2 separate regions of the Mus musculus genome follow, and region 2 is linked to region 1. Evidence: chromatin loops called from intact Hi-C (ENCODE). Cell type or tissue: gastrocnemius. All regions are shown on one strand. Each heading gives the region's core, and the rest is flanking DNA. Links, peaks and the distances in the headings are about the cores only.

What was found. Peaks named below come from ENCODE experiments on the same cell type or tissue, not always from the same donor. Only the 100,000 strongest peaks of a DNase experiment are listed, where the experiment ranks them.
Region 2: it touches region 1 in a loop (8-fold over the local background); 7 of 42 quality-filtered maps call a loop at or near these places.

What each region holds. Positions count from the first base shown.
Region 1 is chr2:178,625,937-178,633,687 of GRCm38, reverse strand. No RefSeq gene overlaps it. Among named protein-coding and RNA genes, the nearest start is that of Gm40031, 4.9 kb to the left of the region's middle. In gastrocnemius, for the core only: no CTCF peak of the experiment used is centred there; DNase peaks (open chromatin) are centred at 1,532 and 3,743.
Region 2 is chr2:179,878,663-179,886,413 of GRCm38, reverse strand. Cdh4 (cadherin 4) reads right to left here. Exons shown (of 16, transcript NM_009867.3): 9 at 4,419-4,604; 10 at 307-560. Among named protein-coding and RNA genes, the nearest start is that of Gm36066, 79 kb to the right of the region's middle. In gastrocnemius, for the core only: no CTCF peak of the experiment used is centred there; no DNase peak of the experiment used is centred there.

The sequences.
Region 1 (7,751 bases), core at 1,509-6,508:
GCAGGAGGCAGAGTCAAGGCATCACAGGGGGCAGGTCTGGACCCAGAGCATGTCTACAGCTTAGGACAAAGCCCGAAAGCATGGCTCACCTTCCCTTCCAGGGCCAGAGGCGACACGACCCTCAGCTTTCTGCCTGCCCTGGAGTCCAGCACACAGTAGACACCAATGGATGCATGTCAAGTTGATTCAACTCCAGGAGAAGCCGGGGTGGCTAGGGTGAGCGTCCAAGCCCAGGCTGCCAGGACAGAGTTAAACTTGCATGTGATTGCTTGTGGAACTGCATTTGGTAGTTGGCAGAGCCCCATTGCAGGCTCCAGGACAGATGAAAAGCATATGGCCCTTGTTGCTACAGCACTTCCACTCCTGTGTGGAGACAGATGTGCACAGCATTAAATATCTGAGAAAGCAGACTGCGGTAAATACTACAGCAATGCACAGTGTGAGGGCGGGGCAGATGCTGGTGTAGGATCCAAGAAGTGTGTATCTCCTTCAGTCCTGTGGACCCCCAAGCTCCCAGAGATATACCTCATCTGTGCCCAATGCACACATGCTCACCGGGCCCCAGCAGAGGAAATCTGGTTGGCATTTATTGGCCAAGAGAATGAAGACCACTGGGAACTTGCCAAGGTCACTTGCCAAAGTCACTCCACATGGGGCATCCCTTTGAGCCCGCTCACTTCCGGTGTGGAGCAGCTCCATTTGTACGCTGGCCTCCAGCAGGCGTCTGCAAAGCGGTAACAATGACACAGGCCTGACAGAGAAGTCAGGTCAGGATCAGCTGACTGATCCACAGCAAGCACCTGGGGTGAAACAGCAGACTCAGGGAAATGCCAGCTAAGATGGCTGCCATCTCCGCACTGCCCCTGAACCAACTGCTGCTTGAATGCCTACATCCAAGTAAGTGTCTCTGCCCCACTGTGGCTTTACCCAGCTCTCAAACCAAGTCATGCCTCCCTGCTCCCCAGCACCACAAAGCTTCAGTATCCCTTAACACTGGAACCCTTGAGGCAGTGAGGACATTGCACCAACCACCATGTGCAGACTCTCAAGAAAGCCCAGCACCTCCCCAATCCCCACAGCTCTGTGTGGATGAAAAACTCAGCTGACAGAGGCTTTCTGTTCCTAACTAAACCTCATTATATTTGTACTTAAAAATTTATTGTTATTTTTTAGTTATAATAATGTGTACTTGCCTGTGTATGTAAGTGCCTGCAGAGGCCAGAGGAGGTGTCAGATCCTCCTGGGGCTGGAGTTACAAGCAGCTGTGTGCCACCCACTGCGCAGGCTGGAAACTCAACTCCTGGCAGGAGAGCAGGCTCGACCACTGAGATGTCTCTCCAGCCCGAATTTTTGTATTTTAATTTCTTTCCCTGTACTCTTTTATGAAAATTGAGCCAGATGAAAGCATCCATTTGTACAGTTAAAGGAGCGTTGCATTGGATTGTGCAGTCCGGCGCTGATTTTAAAGGGAGATAGGGAGGAAGGACAGGAGCGAAACGAGCATCCACTTGGATTGGCGATGTGCCAGGCCCTGAGAACACGCAGCTTCTAAAGGCGTTTCTACTCTCAAGGATCCCTGTAAACCATGGGGGAGACAGAGGGGACGCAGGACATGACAATGACTTGAAGAGTGAGCAGAAATGTGCACGCTGTGTAGCCGAGTCAGCTCAAGCTGCTAGGACCTGAATCCTGCAGGACAGAATTTTGGAAGACAGTCCAAATGGGGGCAACACTTTACAAAGTGAAAGTTATTTCCAAAACTCGGACTCCCAGATGGCACAGCTTGTGCCACTCACTGCAGGTAGCCAGAGACAGATACAAATCCACAGGCCTTTACTCACTATACCTGTGTTCCTGGAAGGCATTAATAATCAATCCCTGCCTTCAGAGCCAGAGAGCTCAAACATGCGTGCCTATTTGTTATGTCTGTACCCCTGGCAGGCATTACTAATCAAGCTCAACCCTGGGTGCCAAAGATTTTGACCTAACTCTGGACTCCTCCTCCAAGTGGGACTCCAAGCATCTGCCGTTCAACAGCTGGAACAGCTAAGACTATCAGTGTGGACACAGGGCAAGGGGCCTATCACAGCTGCTCTCCAGAGAGAGGAGTACTGGAGCAGCAAGCAAACTGGCAGCTTTGTCCCACCCTCAGCATCTTGTAGCTCGACTTGGGAGCTCCATTATCCAGGTGCCCTTTGCTCTCTGCTCTGCTGGACTCTTGCTGCCTCGGGACTCTGGCTGTAATTAAACCTGGATGGGCACTGTGGTCCTTGGTCATGACCTCCTGGCTCAGATCTCCATTTTGCTCTTGGCCTCTGACTTTCTGGAACAGTACCCAGGACTCCTTCCATGACTTCTGCCCAGGGTTCTCCAGCAGGGCAAGCATTTAAAGCAACCCTGGATCCCCATGTCAGCTCTGCCGGATGGACGGATGGACGGATGAACGTACAGGAGACCCAGCCTTTGTTAACTCCGTTGGTGCTGGAGGAGCCTGCTTCAGGCCTCCCATCTCACATGGCTGCCCTGCTCAGCACCTGTTAGCCACATCAGCTCTGCCAACACAGCCCTGCACCCTCCAAAGTCCATCTAACTTTCTGTAGTTTCCTTTGGGGACGCATGAAGCCATCTATGTGTTTTTACGGTTCTCAGAGCTCACTCTGCTTGTCTGTGTGAACGCTGCTTAGCAGCCCCATTCCGATGGAACCGAGACTCACACAGGAAAACTCAACTTTCACTAATGTGGACAAGCATTGCTCTACCACAGCGCACAACAGCAGCCTCGAGGGCCTGGAGCTGGGAACCGGAGCCAGGTAGACGGGAAAGGTCATGATCACGTGTTCAGAGCACTGAAAACTGAGTAGCTCAGAGTGTGTTCTGCAGCTGAGTTCTGTTCTCAATTATTCACGATCTTGACTGGGATTCAAGGTCACTGTATCTCCGCATCTTTCATTCTGAGAGGACCACGTGGTGCTGTCCACTCCCAATAGGCTGCCACGAGTACAAAGCTGTGCAGAGACAGGCCAGCTGCAACAGGCAGGGTTTGCAGTATACATACATCCCTGACAGATGGACCCGAGCTCAGCCGGGCTGGGCTGTGGATCCTGAGCATAACTGAAAGTTCCTTCCTGCAGAAGAGAGAAAGGTCCCAGGCTGGACCCAAATCCCAGCGCCGGGCACATCTGAATCATTTCCATGGACACAATCCAGAAGGCCTGATGGTCAGCCATGCCCACTCCTTCCTGCCCACAGTGTCTACCTGCAAGAAGCAACCACCAACAGCCCTGGGCTCTACAAAGCTGTGAGACACCCCCCCCCCCCCCCCACACACACACACACTCGCTCTCTGATGAGGGAACAGGGCATTTGCATGTGTTTTTGTTTAGAAGAGGACAAGAATGAAGAACTTGAAAACTGAAGCCTAACTGGCTGGTCTCCCTTGAACCGCTCTGGCTGGATGCACACCCTCGGAAGTTCTCAAAGACTTATTTTCAAAGGGCTTATTTCTGAAGATTTCAAAAACGATGGTCAAATATAATCTTCTCTTTTTTCTTTCTGAAGAATAGCACATCTCAAAGTTATCTGAGTTTTACAGCCTGGAAGTTGTGAAGAATAGATCCTGGCCTGCTAGGCCCAAACAACAAAAGCAGGCAGCCCACCTGTATGCAGTGTAATCTCTTTTTGTTTTGTAATTACGGCCATCCCTGGGCCTGAGTAATGGAGAGCAAGGCAACAGCGCCATCTGTAGGTGGAGAGTGGCAGCGCAGACAGGACTCTGCCAACAGTGGCTCCGGTGTGCACGCCTTCCACACACTTGCACTCAGAACACACACACACTGACACATCACACACATGTGCACGAAAGGACACCACATCCACCACATACACATATCACAAATATACACGTTTACATGTCAGTGTACACACCAACAAACATCCACATATCTACATGTATGCATAACACATACACAGCACAGACCTATACACAAACACACTTCGCACATATTCATATAAATGCACACAAATTCACTATACACGCCATCCCACATACCCCATGATTCACACATGCAGATACGCACATGCACAATGATATCACACACATGTGCACACATACACACACCACATGCACACACCACACACCAAGCCCATACCATACCACACACAAAGAAACCACATATGTCTACCACTCATGTACCAACTTTATACATACAAAACCACCACACACACATCAAGGACACACCTTCTGCACACCCCATACACTACATAAGCACACACATACACACCACACATGTACACGCACACATGCACACACACACACACACACACACACACACATACACACCGCACTTCGGGAAGAGCTGAGTGCAGAGTTCTGTTATCTGAAGAGTAAATAAGTGGCCGTGATTACACTGGAGTGGGTTTGCTACATCTGTGAAGTTTCTAATTTTCTGTTCTCTTTTATCTGTAATTATTCCCATGTTAGGGCCTCCCCCTGTATAAATATTACTCATATGCAACACAAAAGACTAAGGGACACTCACTGCTATAACTGTTTAGTAGGGAAACATGTAAACCATCTTTGTGCTTATTAATGGAGCCTGGTTAAATTGATAGAGGCCTCTGAGGCAGTGAGGCTTGTGAAAACCTCACAGCTAGGAGGGCGCCAGGCAGAGGAGGGAGCAGGGGCATTGCCACTTAGAAGCTGAGGCTGCAAATGCAGCCTGGACAGTCTGACGTGGCTTGCACCGCTTTTGTACGATGAGTGCTCATGTAATCCTGAGCTCGTGGCATATTTGATAGAATATTTGATATTTGATGTCACATTTGACAGAATGTGCTGCAATCTGTGACATTCCAGTGACCATCCCATTATCCTCCCAGGTCTCCGCAAGACAGATTTCCTAATCCTTAAGTGTTGATGAATCGGTGTTATTTTGGCTGAGTGCAAGATTAGTTATGCAAACAGCTTCCCTGGAACTGTGAAGCCATGTCTCCACTGTCTCCCGGTATCTATTGCTGGCACGGGGAAGCCGAACACTGCTAGAATTCTGCCTCTAAGCCAAAAATATCATTTTTCTTTCTGGGGGTTTTGAATAATCTGATCCTTTTCTGTTCTTCTGGAATTTCCCCCCTACGTGTCTAGGGTGGGTCTTTCCTCCTCTCAGAACCATTACTGGGTCTTAATTTTCCTTGTTCTCTGGTCCCTTCTCTCCTTCCGGGATTCTTTAAGGAGGTGTGGATCTTAAGGGGTTACTGTCCGCATGGTTCGGCTCTCCTTGTATCTACACATCCCTGTGGGATTCCTGAAGTGTCCTGAAAGCTTTAGCTGTGTCTCCTCTGCCCTCTGCCCACAGATCAGCTTGGGATTTTGATGTTCCCATTTCTAACTTCCTGGCTTCTGTGCCTACCTGGTTTGGGGTGTACTTATCTCTCTTTGCTCTTTTTAGTCTGCTCACTGAACCGGCTAGCCCTGCTCCGAGAGCGTCTGGCTCCTTCCATCTGTTGCACTGGTATCGCACGTGTCTACTGTTGATTCTCCTCAAGTGTCTGCTGCCCCACCGCTCTAAGCTCCAAGCACTGAACCCATTGCTTTTCTTCCAGGGAATGAGACCCACTGCCCCTGGGTTGACAGATCTTGTTTTCTGGGTGTGAAGCCTACCCTCCCCCACCTTGCCTTCCTGAGGTCACAGCATTCAGTCTTGTCACCCCAGAGCTTGCAGTAACTGCTTTGGCCTCAGGCTAAGCCATTGCTGTATGACACATGGAAAAATAAGACAGAGCTACTGCATGTAATTTTAGCTCCCTCAGCTCAGTTCTCGGAAGCCCCACCCTTACCTCCCAGGTCTGTTCTGTCCTCTTGGGTATCTGTCATTCTTTGCTCTCTGCATCCCTCAGTCAGCTGCAAGGATTACCTGCCTCTCTTCTGTCTTCAAGGCTCTCTGGTCTCCTGCAGGGGACATGGCTGGCTAGGATTTCAAGTTGTATTTTTTAAATATAACGTGTGAGGGATTTGACATGTAGGAGGAAGGGATCCTGCTCCTGTGGCCATTTGTCTTCCCTGATTTAACAACTCCAGGAAACAGGTGAGTTACTGTTGCCTGTGCCATCACAGGGGATGGGTGACAGCCTCCCGCCTCCCCACCTCCCCAGGGGAGAATGAAGGTCACAGAAAGCATGCTCTGTGGTGTTACCCAACTCAGTTTGTGTCTGCTTATTTCTCGTGACTCTGAATAAGGACAAATGTTAAATATCTGGTCATCGGCATCTTGTAGCAGATTTGGCAACAATTCATTTGTTAAAACATTTGTGTTCGTTCTCTTTTCAGGGTTAGATGCTTTCAGCTAGAACATCTGGTTTCTGTGTTTACAAAGTCTTACCGAGTGTGATAAGTACTTAGAGCCATTTTCTCTTCTGCTGTCATAACCCAGATATCTTTCCTGTTGCAACAATGAGTCGCTCGCTGGTTGCCACCCAGGGGTTTGGCTTGGAGACCCTTCTCACTTCTTTCTCCTTTCTCATGCTCTCCGTGGAGAGTGGACACTGGCTTCGTCTTACAGAATGATGTCCTTGGCGTTAGTGTGGAAGGAGCATCCAGACCCAAGCTTCCAGAAGAAGCATCTTTCAGGCTGATGAGATCGAGAGGCTGGTGCTACTCCAGGCATTATGCACAATCACCTTGGCAGGATGACAAGCCATAGGAAGCCCAGGGTGACCGGTCTCCGAAGCCCTCATGGTGTAGACACTAAGAGGTTATTCCCAACGAGATGCTAAGAGAGATGAAACAGCAGGAAGCTTGCCATTTAGACCGGTCCAGCCTCACTTCAACTAACCACTTCTCTTGTTCACCAACGGAACCTACCACCTTCCCATTAACCCTCAACTGAAATCCAAAGCCCTCAGGGAGTTCTGTGTTGCATAGTCTGCCTGGCTCCTTCCATCCCTCCCATCTCCTCATCATGTGGATCCAACCTCAGACTACACTTGAACATTCCCCAAATGTGCTCACTCAGCGTTGGCATGAAAGCGCTGTGCGATGCTCTCTCCGGCTTCACAAGACAAGCCCTTCATGCTTGGCAGATGTCTCCCCTCCCACTCCCAGCTACCTCTGTCATGGCAGGAGCCTTGACGTAGTTCTGTTCTGTTCTCTTTCCAGGCCTTCCTTGTTCTATGACATCCCAAACATTTCCTCTTTTCTGTCTCCACATGAGAACAAGGTCTACAAACATGGAGCTTTGTGGTTTTTTTTTTTTTTTTTTTTTTGGTTTTTTTTTTTTTTTGGTTTTTTTTTTTTGTTGTTGTTGTTTTTTTGGTTTTTTAATGAAACAAATGACAGCCTCTCCCAACCACACAGGTGAATTCAGCTTTAAAATAATGGACTCTCCCTCTCCACAGCACAGGCAAACTAAATGTCAGAATGAATTATTTGACACAGAGTTCAATATAGAAAAAAAAAATCATCTGATACAGCAATTTCACTTTTGTAGAAAATATTTAATCTCAATCCAGGGTTTCCACCCAGCCTTTGATTATTCAGTTCCCTTTACAAGAAGCCCAAATCAGCACTAGAGCTGGGCAGATATCTGCCCCTGTATATTATTAAAATCAATTTCCTTTTGATAACCCTTACCATGTTTCATCTGAGCTGCTCTTAACTCCAATTGGCCAGCCCTCAGGGCCATGCTTTCTTGACTCCTAACCCATGGTGTCTTTCTCCTCCCTTCACCTTCTCTTTTCCCTCTTGGTTCTCCTCCGAT
Region 2 (7,751 bases), core at 1,707-6,706, 1.3 Mb before region 1:
TGCCACTGTCACGGAAGCCATGACCTGCACTGGCTCCACAGTTTAAACACCTTCCTTGTCAGCCTGGAGATGGTGACACTGGTCCCTGATGCCCGAGGCTATCCTATTGGGTGACTCTCTGGGGTGGGTTGCTTCTAGATAAGCCAGTGCTTCAGGTCTGGACATAGTACCCCTGTCCTCCTCCTCTCTCTACTGGGCTTCCTGGTGTTCAGGCTTCTTTGGGCATGTTGTGACTCTTCTGTGTGGTACACAGGAGTGGATCCTGCTCTGAGGGCCAGACAGGGCCAGGCTATACTGAAGACTCACCTCACGGCTTGCTGCATGAACCGGTCAGGGTCCACTGCAGAAAAAGTGGTGAGTGCTGTCCCAGCGGGCACACCCTCTTCCAGGCGGATCAGTTTGTGGTTGGAGGGGAAGTAGGGGGCCTCGTTGACATCGGTGACAGAGATGGTTACCCCTGCTGTGGACTGGAAGGACATCTGGATCCCACTGGCCAGGGGCGCCTGGTTGGACACCATTACGGTCAGCATGAAGGCACGGTTCAGCTCATAGTCCACTGCCTGGAAGAAGGGACAGGTTAACTGGGGCTTCCTACAGAGGTGGGGCTGGCCGTTCCTACTGCCCAGTCTCTTAGACTCTCCCTGCCTTGCTTTCTATGGGGGCCTGGTTTCCACTGTCCCTTTACCGCAGTCTCTGGCTTCTTCTGGGTTCTGGCCAATGAGAGGAGAGGGAGGTTGGAATAAAGTGTCTCTAGCTAGTTAGCCCCACACCCGGATGAGGCAGAAGCCGGGTTTCTTGGGGCATCGATCTTTTTCCTGGGTGTTGGAATCACAGGTATGTTGTCTCAAGAATTCCTTAATTACTGTGTGGGCAGGCACAAGGGAGCTGAAGATCCTGAGAGTCGCTACGGCCACAAGAAGCTCAGGAAATGCATGTGAGGGCTGAGAGTAATGGCGGCCAAAGGTTGATTTTGGTTTTAGGGGGACATGATGGGTCCGTGAGCAACAGCATCTGCCACCATGCCTGATGTTTGATCCTCAGAATCCACAAGGTTGGAGGAGACCACTGGCCCCTGCAAGCTGCCCCCTAACTGCCTCCTCCTGTGAGCAACACCATCTCCCCTGACCCCCAACTAAACAAAATAAAAGTTAGTTTTTGCTGAACACAGTGGTACACGCCTGCAATCCCAGCAGTCAGGAGAAAGAGACAGGAGTAAACAAGCGTTTACTTGTTCAACGTTTGCTTGAACTTGTTACTGATTTTGTGTCTCCAGAGGGAGACTTAAAGTAATAGAAATGCAGTCCTGGGGGGCAGACGTAAAATGTCTATCCCTGGGCTAGAGTCCGACAGCAGGGCCAGTTTCTTCAGTGACTCCTGTCTCATACATGTCCACTCTGGAGAGGGGTGTGTGGGGTCTTGTCCCTCTTCAGAGCCAGCTGTGGATTCCTGCCTCCAGCTGTTTCTGCCTCTGTCTTCACACCTTGCTCTGCGTGTTAGTTTTAGGTAGATACAAGCTAGAGTCCCTTTAGGAAAGGGTACCTCAATTGAAGTAATGCTGCCACCAGGTTGGGCTGTGGTGCTCTTTCCTCATTGGTGAATGCCCAGTTCGCTGTGGGCGGGGCCACCCGGGAGAGGTGCTATAAATAAAGCAGCTGAACAAGCAAGGGGGTGGGTGTGGGGGACCGGAGGGGGCGGAGCTGCCAGTAGGGAGCGTTCCTCCATGGCCTCTGCATTGGCTCCTGTCTCCAGGTTCTTATCCTGACTTCCCTCCATGATAGATTATGCTTGGGACATGTAAGGTGAAACTTGTTTGTTTTAGATTATTTATTTTATGTATGAGTGCTCTATCTGCATGTACACCTGCATGCCAGAAGAGGGCATCAGATCCCATTACAGATGGTTGTGAGCCCCCATGTTGCTGGGAATTGAACTCAGGACCTCTGGAAGAGCAGCCAGTGCTTTTAACCACAGAGCCTTCTCTTCAGTCCCATTTTTTTTTTTGTTTTTGTTTCTGTTTTTTTGTTTGTTTTTTGTTTTGAGACAGGGTTTCTCTGTGTAGCCCTGGCTGTCCTGAAACTCACTCTGTAGACCAGGTTGGCCTCGAACTCAGAAATTCACCTGCCTCTGCCTCCCAAGTGCTGGGATTAAAGGTGTGCGCCACCATGCCCGGCTTCAGCCCCACTTTTAATCACAACAACAGAACCCCTGACTAAGACATCCCCTGACCTTTTTGCTCCCTTTCTTAAAGGCTCCTGAGGCTGCACTGGGCTGATGCAGATGGTCTAGACTCACCTCAAACCTTAAGGCCTTCAACACTGTTACATCTGCAAAGACCCTGCTGCCTTCTGGTTACAGGTTCTAAAGGCAAGTGCGGGGGCCCTGGGGGAGATGGTACTGTCGGTGTTTCCAGGCCCCCAATGCTGAGAAAAGCACCTGGTTGGAACGTAGGCAAGTGCTAGCCGAGGGGATGCTGAGAGTGGACTTCGTGAGAATAAACTGTGACCCTGAGTTACCATCAACAGACGATGATACAGAACTCAGTGTGCAGCTTGCTGTTATTCTGTGGGAGGGTCAGGCTGTCACACCTTGACGACCATAAGCAAGGCAGCCACATACCACAGCTCTCCAGCCACCAGCCTCTCCCCGAATGACCTTCCTGGCTGGTTTCCTCAAAGGAAGCTTGAGAGAACAGGCCTAGGATGCTTGCTCAGATGCCATCAGATGCATCCCAGTGTGGGAGCATCCACAGCCAACTGCCTCGGCTTCTGCAGCAGGGCAGAGGCAGATGGCATGTGAAGCCTGACCATTACTGGGGAATTCCCATCACAGGTCACATGGCTCCCTGCTCCTTACTGTAGGCCTGCCTGGGTCTTCACGAACTCCATTTGGGAGAAGAGCTTTCCTGGTGGAGTCAGCTTCCCACTCCTGTCTGTGTTTCACCTTCAGATGCTAAGCCTTGTGCTGGGTCTGATCCCTGACTAAGTAGATCAGAACATAGCCTACTTCTGGATTTTGTAATCACCTGTCCTTGGTGCCCAGTGCTGCCACTACGTGAAGTATTATCTATGCATAAAGGAATTATAAACTAGGTAATCAATACTGCCATTGGGCCTGGGAAGGAAACAGAGGCACTGAATCTAGAAGGCTCTAGACCTGGGGCCAGAGTTGCTGCTGGCTCCTTGATGGTGACCTTGGCGAGACCTCCCTCTTCCCAAGCCTGGTCTTTATGCTTGTCTGAAGGATACATGGATATACAATTTCCTAAGCTCTGAGTATGGTCTCACCTTTCTGTGGCACATGATGATGTCCAGCTGTCACTGGACATGGAGCATGGCTGGTCCTGTGCCTCTGCCTCCGTAGGTCCAGGCATGGCTCGTGAGTTTAGCTGTACAAGCGGGGAATGAACTGGTCTCTCCCTTGCTCTACCTCTGCCCAGTTTGTACTGTGCTGCTGGACACTGTACAGATGCATTTTTATAGGCGGGGCCTGTGCCCACAGGGTCACCTGGCTGGACCCAGAACCACTTGAAGTGGCTGCAAGTCTCTCAAGGCACCCAGGGCAGAGTAACCTGCACCCTTCCCTTGAAAGGTCTCATGGAGGCTTCTAGACCAGAAATAGTGAACCTCTCCCAAGCCTCATCTTGGCTTCTCTGTATTTAACCTCCAGGTGCCACCAAGCTCCCAGAATTTGTACCATACTGTGGCAAGGTCTTCCTCTTGCAGAACCAATGGCTGCCAATGCCTGTAGCCCCTCCTGGAAGCCTCAGGCAGAGGCCAGGCCAGTTTGCTTTAATAGGCTGCTTCCTAAAACTGTGGAGGGCAGGGTCTCTCTGTGTTTATTGGCCCACAGAATCACATTATATATGATACACTAAAAAATCTTGTCATCAGTCCTTCCAGACAGACTATGGCCAATAAAATTCACAGGCAGGAAAGATAAAATACACCTATAATGTGGAAGCCAACAGAAAATTTGCTGTGACAGTTTCAGTTAGGGTGCTGGACATACTCACTAAGGTGCCCTCATCAATGACCCTTGGCTCAACAGTGAGGCCTGAGTGCACCTTAGAGAGGTAGGCCCTAGCATCAAACCGGAGAGGAGGGTCATAACATTTCCTCCTGCACCGTACATCAAGGTGTGTGTGTAGTCTCATAAGAAGGGGGGTCTTGTTCACAGGAAAATGCCAGCATGGATATGAAGGCCAGAATCTTCCCTTTCCTGGTGGAAAATGGTTGGTGAGAAGTGAAGTCAGGAGGATCAGGAGTTTGAGGCCACCCTCAGCAGGACAAATTTGAGGCCAGCCTGAGTTAGGAAAGACACTGTGGAGATTGTCTCTAAAGGGTTTGGTCCTTGGCCATAGGTAGCTGGCAGACATTCATGTTCCTGGACCAGGGGATATGCAGGCAGCAGTCACCTACCTTCACCACGGTGACCATGCCCTCATTGGTCACGGGGTCTGTGCGGACACTGAAGTGCCCAGAGGGGTCCCCACTTATGATTCGGTAGACGGCGTTCCAGTTGGGTGAGTGGGGCTGGTCTCGGTCCATCACCGTGAGGTTGGCTACTACTGTCTCTATACGGTTCTCAGGAACCTCTCCTGCAAACTGCGGAGTGTAAGAAAGAGTATTAGGACCTCATATGGAGCCTGGGAGCCAGACTCTGTGCCAACACTAGCAAGCATCAGGGTCTCTGCTCGAGATGGACGCCCTAGGTGGATGGGGACAACCGCTGTTCACCGTGGAGACAGCTGGGGGATAGTCTTGGGTTCTCAAGCATCTGATCCCATCTGCACACATCTATGCAGGACAATCTCATCCGTGCAGCAAGCTCTTGTCCTACCCTCACACTTTTCTCATGTGCACGGAGGATCAATGGCAAGTAGCTAGGAGGGATATGTGATGGAGAGTGGGAGGAACAGGAGTCTAGGGGTAGCAGCTACAAGAGGCTTCTGAGAGAAGTGTGCCCTGGCTCCTTCCACCATCTAGTTACTGCCCCAGGTGGCTTGGGGTCAGCCACTGTGGCCAATGACCATGCAAAGAGGTGTTAACCTCTCTGATGTTAAGGCACAGTGAAGTTGCTGTGTGCACCCACAAAGGCCACATGGGCTCACTTGGAGTGGGGGAGGGGGTGTCTGCCTTAGGAATCCAAGTGCCCCCTGCCAACTGTGGTCCGTTACTGGGGTTGGCTTCTAGGTTCTGTGCTTAGGTGCTCTGATCTTACCTGCTCTGCTGTCCTGAAATTCACCTTAGAGCAAGATAAATAATTGTCATGTCAATTCAGGATCAGATGAGAACCCATTGTGTGTATCCTAAAAGATATCCCCATGGTGCCCCCAGTGCTGTTCTGGAACATTCCTGCAAAGCAGAGCCTTCCTTTGATTTTTGAGCCATGTTTGGCCTAGCTACTTTGGAGCTAAGAGGCCTGAGGCTGCAGAAGGTCCCCCCCCGCCCCCAGGAAGCACTAGGAGGGAAGTAAGTGGGGCACAGCTGGTTTCCAGAGAATGCTAGGAGATGAAACCCTACTTTCAAGCCTTCCGCCATTTAACACAGAGGGGCATAGGGCAGTTGCAGAAAGAACAGCAGACCTGAGTGGTGACCACATACGTCCAGTGTCTGGCTTCCTTACTGGGCTCCTGGGTTCCTCTGTGTGGCTGGGTGAGGCTATCATTGCTGGTGACCTCCATAGTGAGAATCTCTTCTCCTGACACCGACATTCCATGTCAGCAATAGGGTTGCCATAGTGTCTGAGGGCCTGCACCCCATGATATGGGGAGCTAGCTGTCTTTGGAGGGAGATCACAGATGCTTGCAGACAGAACCATGTCACCCAAATTTATGTGTTGAGGCTCTTAGCCCAACCCAGCATCTCAGCTGTAACCTTGTCTCAAGAGGTGTCAGCATGATGCTGGGGTTTGTCCAAACCCAGCCTATGTGGCATCCTTGTGCATATTCCCCAGTGGCACACACATTGAGGGTGTATTAGTTATTTTCCCTACTGCTATGGCTAAATCCCTAACAAAAGCATCATAAGGAAGGAAGAGTTATTTTGGATCCCAGTTTGAAGGTTCAGGCCATCGTGGCCAGTAAGTCATGGAGGCTGCTGGTCCCCCTGCATCCGCAGTCAGGAAGCAGAGGGTAAGATGGCTGCCAGTGCAGCTTGCTGTCTCCAGCCCAGCATCGATGATGCGGCCCACATTCAAGGTGGCTTTTTTCTCAGTCAGACTCCACTGGGAACTCCCTTATAAATACACCCAGATCTCTAAATCCAGGACTTTCCATGTCCTAGGAGAGGTGTTCTCTTATAGACCAGATTTCCAGCGTCTGTTTAGTCTGAGAGGTTTTTCTGGATCTTTAGGAATGTTCAGACCCCCTCACATGCTTTCCAAAAGCTGGCTTCTCTAGCCATGACAGTGAAACAAATTCTGCCGGGCTCTGTTCAGAAATCAGAAGCCTAGGTTCTAGATTCTGAATTGGCTTGGAGGCTGGTTCCTTCCACCACTGATACACTGTTTCATTATTGTAACATCTTTGTTACAAATATGTGTAGCAATAGTTACAGATGTAAGTATTGATATATCTGTGAGTCTTAGGCTGTCAAGTTGCAGACATCTAGGTGGGCATGCAGGCCTCGCAGGCTCCATGAGGTAAGAACACATGGGAACTGGCATTATGGTGGGCTCTGAGATGCTCCCTGGTTAGTGGGTAGCCAGGATGACACAGGGTACCCTGGTTTGCTTCCTTCTTCCAACCCAGTGCCTTCACCTTCATACTCTGCTTGGCCAGGTGGGGGCCCAGGGACCCAAAAGAGAGTAAAGTACTTCTTTGGACACAGACCTTGAAGTCTTGGTTCCAGGCTGAGGGGTGACTTGCTGCTGTGGGTCCTTGGTACCCTTTTCCTGTAAGCTACCTGCATCTCTGCCTTCTTACCAGGTCTTCTGCTGGGTGGGGCCTGGGTCTGGTTCACTGTATTCTGGCCTGTCTGTGGGGTCCTTCAGAGGCACTGGAGGCCTCCATTGTCTGAGGGTGGACCCTGAGGGAGGGTTGAGGAAGTGGAGGTGATGCTGGGTGGTCAGGGATGCAAGCTCTGGGCTTAATCCTGTGCCCACCACCTCAGAGCATGAAGAACTAGCCCCCAATTAGTGACTTATGGCTGTGTGCCTGAGTGTAATTAAGGTTACAGAGTCTATTCCAATTTTAAGATGCTAAATTTTAAGTCCTAGGAACTTGTGCTGGATCAAAATCTCTCTCTCCTCCTGGGTTTCCACACTTAGTTGAAAAGCTGAGAATTCAGGGCTTTTAGAGGTTGGCCATGGTACTTGCTGCTAGGATGAGTGGCTGGTAGGTGCCACAGTGCCTCATCTGGCTAGACTCATAGAAGGTTAGCCCAGTTCTAACCCCACAGTTGAGTAGCCTTCTCAGGCAGGTAGGTCACTCCAGAGGACAGCATATGCTATACTCTTGGTTATTGGGATAGATGTTTCTAGAAGAACCTCAAAATCTCGGAGGTAACAGGTACAGATCCTTGGTTCTAAAGTTCGGTGGACTTTTGCCTCCGGGGAAATAATTTCCACCCTGGTGAGTGAGCCATCTGCCTGTGATTGCTACCTGTGGTTTGGATAAGAGTTTTCCAAAGTCCCAGGTATTGAGGACCTGGTCTTTGGCCTGTGCAGTATTAGGGGCGTAGTAGAATCTAGGGTAGGTATGGGTTAGTGGGAGGGAGTCAGGTCAGTGGGTAGGTTGTGCCCCTGAGAGG